2 separate regions of the Homo sapiens genome follow, and region 2 is linked to region 1. A link is a contact called in ENCODE POLR2A ChIA-PET data. All regions are on one chromosome and are shown on one strand. The core of a region is the stretch at or near the end of the contact, and the rest is flanking DNA. Distances in the headings are between cores, read along the strand shown.

Evidence for each region. ChIA-PET counts read pairs that join two places held with the same protein, here RNA polymerase II (POLR2A).
Region 2: POLR2A ChIA-PET joins it to region 1 with 12 read pairs in PC-9. The contact joins the enhancer-like site here to the promoter of LDAF1 in region 1. POLR2A ChIA-PET finds 5 or more read pairs at or near these places in 2 of 52 experiments (PC-9 and WTC11).

Annotation. Positions count from the first base shown.
Region 1 is chr16:21,156,149-21,160,548 of GRCh38, reverse strand. LDAF1 (lipid droplet assembly factor 1) reads right to left here and starts at 1,875. Exons shown (of 5, transcript NM_001301771.2): 1 at 1,803-1,875. It also overlaps a transcript of DNAH3 not described here. RefSeq lists enhancers at 594-743, 878-1,378 and silencers at 1,636-1,815, 1,866-1,995.
Region 2 is chr16:22,222,522-22,227,030 of GRCh38, reverse strand. It overlaps EEF2K (eukaryotic elongation factor 2 kinase), which reads right to left. Exons shown (of 18, transcript NM_013302.5): 2 at 1,056-1,377. The coding sequence starts at 1,301. Among named protein-coding and RNA genes, the nearest start is that of EEF2K, 18 kb to the right of the region's middle. RefSeq lists an enhancer at 700-1,323. Within about 2 kb of position 1,815, at least 11 of the 41 ENCODE cell types and tissues checked have a DNase peak (open chromatin) inside an H3K27ac peak, as active enhancers do.

The sequences.
Region 1 (4,400 bases), core at 626-3,125:
CAACAGTAGCCTTGACCTGTTTCTCTTCTTTATTACTGTACAGGTTGGCTCCCAATTCCATCATTCCATACATCATCATCTACTTACTTGTGGGTAAGTCTATCCCTGCTAAGGAGAACTGCACCTCGGGGGCAGACCTCACCACAGTAATTATACTCTAACTAAACTGCCTGGAATTTTGAGGGGTGTCCCAATCTCATACAATTTTTACTTATTTTTAATAAAGGCAATTGGTTAAATTAGATATATTTTTTAACCCTTGTTGAGTTTTCAAATATAAAAAAAAAATCATTCTTATTTTATATTTCCCAGAACTGGCTGGACACAGAGATATCTTTTCCATTTCTCCCTTTAAACTGACCTGACCTACAGTACAAATGCTTAAAAGATTGTGTCCACGTGGCCAAAATTAATTGAGAGATCCTCACATTTATTTATCATATAGGGGGTAATTTTATCTACTACTAAGCTGTACAGGGTCTAGTATGCAAATTAAAGCACATTTTAATCATCCCAGCTAGACATCCTCTGCTACTTCCCTTTTGTAAAACAAGAAACCCTTTGGAGGGGAAAGTTGAGGAGGGGACTAATCCCACCACCCCACATTCTCTCTTTGAAGCTGCCTCTGGCGTAGGTCTTGAACTTGGGATGTTCCCAGCACTCAGTTCCCATAATCTCATCTCTGCAGCAAGCAGAAACAAGCGGAGTTCCCCTTACAGGTCTCCTTTGGCCTGGGAGCCTCAAGTGCCACCCAGACCGGTTTGGGGAGTCCGATGAGAGAGTGCGTGGGGCGAATGCCATCGGCCACAGCCTTCAAATGCGTCTACCTGGCCACCAATTCCCAGACCCCCTGGTCACTCACTCCTCGGAGGGGCCTCCCCAGGCACGGAGCTGTCTCCCGAGAAGGGAAAGCGAGAACCCGGCGCGGCCAAGGAGTGCCCCGCCTTCTTCACGCCTGGGGGACTGGGCCAGGCCAACACCAGCTAACCCTTTCCCCTTCCAAGGCTCCAAATAAATCTCCTGGCCCTCCCACCCCCGAACCTCCAGGGGAAAACGGCTACCTCGAAAGTTCAAGCTGGGAGGAGGGGTCACATCTCTGGTTGGGGGATGGGAGCTACAGGGCGCCTCGAGCTCACACTGGCCGCCCCTCCCCATCCGGGCCCAGCCTTTCAGCGTTCAAAAGCCAGGGAGACCCAAGGAGAGGAGGAAGGGAGTGAAATGCAGGTGGAGAGGGGGTCCGCGTCCCAGAAGGCACAGAGACTGAATAATGGGAACTCAGAGGGGAGTCGAGTACTTAGTTATTAATTTGGGGGTAAAGAAGCCCCCTTTGATACTTGCAGATCTCTCTGCAGCGATGGGGAAGGGGACCTCGGTGGAGAAGAGGGGCTGGGTGGTGAGGAAGGCGCCCGTTTTCAATAATCCTAGGGAGGTTTGCCTCGACGTCTTCCCCAGGTTCCCCAGAAAGGGGCACAGTCTCGGGGTGTGGTGGTGCTAGCTACCATTTTACCTAATCTAGTGGTAGTGTGTGTGTGTATGTGTGTGTGTGTTGGGGGGTGGCGGGGTGAGTGTGCATTTAGGGGTGGGGAGGAATCGTGTCTCCTCGTGCGCTCCCAGCCCCGTCCCGGCGACTCATAAGCAGGAGACGCCCCTTACACTAACCCCGGGGCAGAAAGCTACGGGCGTGGGACCCCGATAGCGCGCTCACGCCGTCGCCCCCGCGCTCCTCCTCTGTCCCCGCCCGGCGAGAGGGGTCTAGCCACCCGGGGCACCCGGACCCCCACCCCCAAGCTCCGAGCTCTCACCTGCTCCTGACCGCCGAGCAGCCCCCACCGCGTTTGCAGGCGAAGCGAAGAGAGGCAGGAGGAGGAACAAGAGGAAGAAGGAAAGAGCGTCCCGAGAGGGAGCCAGAGCCGCCTGCCTCCGCCCCCTGGCCCGGGCACCGCCCCTCGGCTCTTCTCCTCTGGGCTCGCCCCGCCCGTGGCCGGAAGGATCCGGCAAAGGCGCGCCAAGGCCCGGCGCCCAAGGCTTTGCAAAGCGCGCTCGCTCCCACTGGCTTTCGGAGCCACTAGAACAAGCCCTGAGAGGTTGACAGCTGAGGAAACTGAGGCTCAGAGAGTGTCCCTTCCCACACGACTGGCTTGGAGTGAGAAAGCTCAGACCACCTTCAAGACAGGCAGACTGGCAGCCGAGAATGAGTTTTCCAAGGGTGTCAGGGTTTCCCCTCCTGTATGCCTAAAACCAGCTGCTCTGGAACGTCTCTGGCGCTCAAGACACACACGTGATGAAGTATCACCCTGGCTGGAAGTTTTTAACCATGACTGCTCAAATGCGAATGTCATAAGCCAGTGAGATCCTTTCAGATGGATTGGATGTCCATTTTACACATGAAAAAGTCCAGGCTGAGAGAGACAAGATAAATCAATCCAAATTCCTCGGTTTGCATGGATCCAAGTCGGAGCAGGAGCCCCTGTTTCCCCTGGCCCCAAATCTGCCCTATAGAGTAAGGTTTCTGAATAGTATGCTATTGACATTTGGGGCGGAATAATTCTGTTTCTGAGCTGTGGATTGTAGAATGTTTAGCAATATCCTAGCCTCTACCCATTAGATGCCAGTTACAAGAACCGCCCCCCCCCACCTCCAGTTGTGTCTCAAAATATTGCCAAATGTCCCCTGGAAGGCCCCATCGTCCCGAGGTGAGAACCACTGCTATAGAGCATGATGGCAACTTACTGTGTGACTAAGTAACCTCTCTGAACCATGGCTTCAACCATAAATTAGAGAGAGGGATAAGCCCAACCATTGGTCTGCTGTTGCACAGTTCTCAGCCACTTTCCAGACAGGGACCTGTGTTGACCGACCTCTCCTCTTTGCCTGTGGCCATAGCAACCTGGAAAATAAGTCTTTAGATAACAAAAAGCTGGCAGGGTGCGGTGGCTCACACCTATAATCCCAGCACTTTGGGAGGCTGAGGTGGGCAGATCACTTGAGGCCAGGAGTTCCAGACCAGCCTGGCCAACATGGTGAAACCCCATCTCTACTAAAAATATAAAAACTAGCCAGGCATGGTGGTGCGCACCTGTAATCCCAGCTACTCGGGAGGCTGAGGCAGAAGTATCGCTTGAACCTGGGAAGTAGAAGTTGCAGTGAAGACACTGCACTCCAGCCTGGGCAACAGAGTGAGACCCTGTCTCAAAAAAAAAAAAAAAAAAAAAGAAGCAATCACAGGGTTGTAGTGAGGACTGGTGCAATAGTGTGGCTGTGGCTGTCGAGAACTTAGCACCTATTGAGGCACAGAGTAGGGGCTCAAAAATATTTGCTTGGGATGATGATTTATGATGATGATCACGACAATGATATGATAAACCACAGAATCCTGCTGTAATTCCACAATAGCAGAAAGAAGAGCTAATGGTGGGGATAGGACAGACAAGAATCCCTAAATTCTTAAGTTTTAGCCAATCTTGTCTGGCGTCATGCACTTTGTTCAGCTGCAAAATGCTGGGTTCCCCACCCAGGAAAAGATTGTGTGTGTGTGTGTGTGTGTGTGTGTGTTTCCTTAGATTACAGCCTTCCAATCATCATTCCCTAAATGGAAGTTGCTTTGGAAAGCTGAGTTAGGGTTTCCACTGGGATTTTTGTTTAAGAGTGCCATCTAGGGGCGTCTCTGTGAATCTTCAAATTCCTTCCACCTCTGGCATTTTTGGCTGGGCCAGCAGAGTTTTGCTTGTCTTTGTGTGATAGATGCTTCCTCCATCACATCATGTGTTCCTCCAGGGCTGGGATCCTAGCATCTCTCCATAGCATCAGGACTTGGCCCTCAAGGAACATGCAGTGGTTGGGTTAAAAAAATCCACGCGCAGCCTCTCCTATGCTTTCCCAATTACTTGCTGCAATGGACTGAATGTCTGTTCCTCTAAAATCCTAACCCCCAATGTGATGGGATTAGGCATGGGGTTTTTGGGAGGTGATTAGGTCATGAAGGTGAAGCCCTCCTAAATGGGATTAGTGCCCTTATAAAAGAGATCCCAGTGGCTCACACCTATAATCCCACCACTTTGGGAGGCCAAGGTGGGTGGATTGCTTGAGTCTAGGAGTTCGAGACCAGCCTGGGCAACATGGCGAAACCTCTTCTCTACTAAAAATACAAAAGTTAGCCGGGCATAGTGGCACATGCCTGTAGTCCCAGCTACATGGGAGGCTGAGGCAGGAGGATCTCTTGAGCCCAGGCAGTGGAGGCTGCAGTGAGCTGAGATTGCACCACTGCACTCTAGCCTGGGCAACAAAGTGAGACCCTGGCTCATTAAAATAAAATAAAATAAAATAATAAAATAAAATAAAATAAAATAAATAAAATAAAATAAAATAAAATAAAATAAAATAAAATAAGAATAACTCCCAGA
Region 2 (4,509 bases), core at 566-3,065, 1.1 Mb before region 1:
GATGGAGTTTCACCATGTTGGCCAGGCTGCTCTAGAACTCCTACCTCAGGTGATCCACTTGCCTTGGCCTCCCCAACTGCTGGGATTACAGGCGTAAGCCACTGCACCCAGCCTATTTTATTTTTTGAGAGACAGGGTCTCACTATGTTGCCCAGGCTGGTCTCCTAGGCTCAAGTGATCCTCCCTTTTGTCCTCTCAAAGTGCTGGCATCACAGGTGTGAGACACCACGCCTGACCTAAAATTATGTTGTTAAATAAATTCTTTCAAAAAATTAACAACAAGTGGCTGGGCGTGGTAGTTCAAGACCAGCCTGGGAAACCCCATTTCTACAAAAAAAATTTTTTTAATGAGCCGGGTATAGTGGTACAAGCCTATAATCTTAGCTACTCAGGAGGCTGAGGTGGGAGGCTTGCTTGAGCCTAGGAATTCAAGGCTGCAGTAAGCCATGATTGTGCCATTGCACTGCAGCCTGGGCAACAAAGCGAGACCACGTTTATAAAAAAAAAAAAAAAGAAGAAGAAGGAAAAGAAAGAAAAAGAGAGAAAGAGAAATAAGGTCCTTAGTTTGGGGATTTTCTATTGCCATAAATAAATAAACGTTTTTACAAAGAAATAAGATCTTTACAGTTTGCAATGTTCCCCAATAGTTGCTGTTTTATTCTGTTCTGTTCCATTTCTTTAAAAAAAAAAAAAAAAAAAAAAAAAGAACAGCACCTCTGCACTCCAGCCTGGGTGACAGAGGAGAACTCTGTCTCTAAAGAAAGCTAAAATAAATAAACAAACAAAACAAAACATTGGACAAAACTCAGCAAAAGGTTTTCACAACTCCGTAGTGTGTCCTGGGCTACTATTTGAAAAACACCCAGTTCCAAGGTAATGAAATTTATTTTAAATCAATAATACCCTCCCTGCTTAACAAGTATATCCTCAGCTCAGAGTTTAGAGCACTGTCCAGGGTTTGGAAATACGAAGAAGTCCCCAACCAGCGACTCCAACCCTCCATCCCTTACAGCAGCTAAGCCAGGTGGGGAAGGTGGAATAGGTGGCTCACTCACCTTGAAGTGGAAGGAGTTTGCCGGGGACCCGCTGGAGCTATACCGCTCACTTTTTGTTAGGTTGCTGTAGTACTTATTAACCTTGGAATTGACATTCTGGTTCGAGCTTGGGTCATCCGTGATGGGGCAGATGAAGTAACCTTCCTCATCGTCGCTGTCCCCATCAGAATCACCATCATGGCCAGCTCGGGGGGACTGGCCGCCATCAACGCCTTCCAGGCGGAAGATGAGATCTTCGTCTGCCATGTTCCTGGGGTGCCCGTTTTACCCAAGCAGTATCCGGCACAGCCAGAGTTACTGGACAAATGCAGAGGCGAAGGTCCTACAAGGAAAGCAAGGGCCAGAGAGTGGGTGCTGGGGCCCAGGGCTGCGAATTCGCCCGACCCTCACCCCAAATGCTGCAGGCTATCGCAGGAGCTGGCACCCTTGGGGTAAAACCTAGAGCTATCTTTTGGGGAGGCAGTTGGCAGCACCCAGGCACATTTTAAATTCGAAACCCGCTGACCCAGTCGTCATTCCACTTTTAAGAACTCAGTGTTTGCAAATGTTGGAACCAGGTTGGGAAAGGAATGGCTTCTTAAGCAGAGTGCTCTTTTTAGCACATCAATTAGATCGAGGCACTCCTCTGCTTAACGCCCACCCCTGGCAGCTTCCTTTCACATTCATAATAAAATCCAAATGCCTTGGTAAGGCTGCAAGAGCTGCGTTCATCTAGCGTGCTGCCCACTTCTCCTCCGGCCCTGGCTGCTCTCCAGGTACACTGGGTTTCTTTCTGTTCTGTGAACACATTAAGTTCATTCCGACCTCCGAGCCTTTGTACCTGCTGTTCCTTGTGCCTGGAACAACCTTTCTAACAGTGGGTTCTTTCTCATCATTGAGCTCACAGCTCACAGATGCCTCTTCAGTGAAATCTTCTGTGAATCCCCAAATCAAAGAACCCTTAACCCAACATGCATATCCAATCACTCCCTTGCATATCACCCCGTTCCATTTCTTTCTTTGTTCTTTTTTTTTTTTCTTCTGAGACAGAGTTTCACTCTTGTCACCCAGGCTGGAGTGCAATGGTGCGATCTTGGCTCACTGCAACCTCCACCTCCCAGGTTCAAGCGATTCTGCTGCCTCAGCCTCGCGCGTAGCTGGGATTCCAGGTGCCTACCACCACAACTAGCTAATTTTTGCATTTTTAGTAGAGATGGCATTTCACCATGTTGGCTAAGCTGGTCTTGAACTTCTGACCCCAGGTGATCCTCCTGCCTGGGCCTCCCAAAGTGCTGGGATTACAGGCGTGAGCCACCACATCCGGACTTTTTTCTTTTTCTTTTCTTTTCTTTTTTTTTTTGAGACAGAATCTTGCTCTGTCATCCAGGCTGGAGTACAGTGGTGCAATCCTAGCTCACCTAGGTCACTGCTTGACCTCACAGGCCCAAGCAATCCTCCCACTCAAACCTCCCAAGTAGCTAGGATCACAGGTGTATGCCACCAAGCCTGGCCAATTTTCTTTGTTTTTTGTAAAAACAGGGTCTCCCTATGTTGCCCAGACTGGTCTCAATCTCCTGGGCTCAAGTGATCCTCCTGCCTTGGCCTCCCAAAATGCTGGGATTACAGGCATGCTTCATTTCTTCATTGTGCTTTTCTCAAACTGAAATCACCCCGTTTACTTTGTTATTGTCTGTATGCCCAATACCTCCAAAAGTGTTTGGCACAGAGAAGGCACTCAATGCACTTTCCCAGAATGAAGGAGTGGCCCTAAAAGCATTTTTTGTTTGTTTGTTTTTCTTTGAGACAGAGTCTGGCTCTGTGGAGTGCAGTGGCATGATCTCGGCTCACTGCAACTTCCGCCTCCCGAGTTCAAGCAATTCTCCTGCCTCAGTCTCCTGAGTAGCTGGGATTACAGGCATCCACTACCACGCGCGGCTAATTTTTGTATTTTTAGTAGAGACGGGGTTTCACCATGTTGGCCAGGCTAGTCTTGGACTCCTGACCTCAGGTGATCCGCCTGCCTCGGCCTCCCAAAGTGCTGGGATTACAGATGTGAGCCACCACGCCTGGCCTAAAAGCACTTTCTGTAGCACAATCAGTAACAGCAACAAAACAAAACCCAACAACCCCAAATGTCCAATAGAAGCTCATTATACAGATTACAGTATTTCTCTCTACACCATGAAATACTCCGTGACTGTTAGAAAGGGGACGGTCCCATACCCACAAACACACAAAAATAATCAAGAAAGAGTTCAGGAAGATTGTAGGATAGAACTGTCACATTTACAGCCACCTGATTTTCAACAAGGGTGCCAAGATAATTCACTCTCAGTTTTACAGTCACTTGATTTTCAACAAGCCAAGATGATTCAACAGGGAAGGAAGAATCTTTTCAACAAATGGTGTTGGGATAAATGAATATCCACATGCAAAAAAATGAAGTTGATCCCCTTCCTTACGCCATACCCAAAAATTAAGAAATTAGAAAACACTCTGGCACCAGCCTGGCCAACATGGCGAAACCCTGTCTCTACTAAAAATATAAAAGGTAGCCAGGCGTGGTGGTGCATGCCTATAATCCCAACTACTTGGGAGGCTGAGGTGAGAGAATTGCCTGAGCCTGGGAGGCAGAGGTTGCAGTGAGCTGAGACTGTGCCATTGCACTCCAGCCTGGGTGACAGAGTGAGACCTTGTCTAAAAACAAAACAAAACCAAAAAAAAAAAAAAAAAACAGAAAAAAACAACATCTCAAAAAGTTAAACACTGAGTTACCGTATGATCCAGCAATTCCACTCCTAGGTGCTGACATACACTACAATATGGATGAAACTTACAACCACTAGGGGAGGTGAAAGGCAGTGACAAAAGACTATATACATTGACTAATTCTCTGTATATGAAACTTCCAGAGAAGGCAAAGCAACAGCAATAGAAAATAGATTAATGGTTGCCTGAGGATGGAGGTAGGGTGTGGTGGTGGGAATGGTTGGGGGAAATGGGGAATGATTGCTAATGGGTATGGGGTTTCTTTTGAGTTGATGAAAAGGTTCTAAAATTGACTGTGGCTATATGACTATGAATATACCATTGAATTGTACTATCTATCTATCTGAGATGGAGTCTCACCCTGTCACCCAGGCTGGAGTGCAGTGGCACAATCTCGGCTCACTGTAACCTCCACCCCCAGGTTCAAGTGATTCTCCTGCCTCAGCCTCCCAAATAGCTGGGACTACAGACACGCACCACTGTGCCCAGCTAATTTTTGTATTTTTTTTTTTTTTTTTTTTTTTTAGGGACGGGGTTTCACCATGTTGGCCAGGCTGTTCTCGAACTCCTGAACTTGTGATCTGCCCACCTCAGCCTCCCAAAGTGCTGGGATTACAGGCATGAGCCACTGCTCCCAGCCAGAATCGTACATTTTAAATGAGCAGATTGTAAGGTATGTGAATTTTATCTCAAGAAAGCCAAAGTT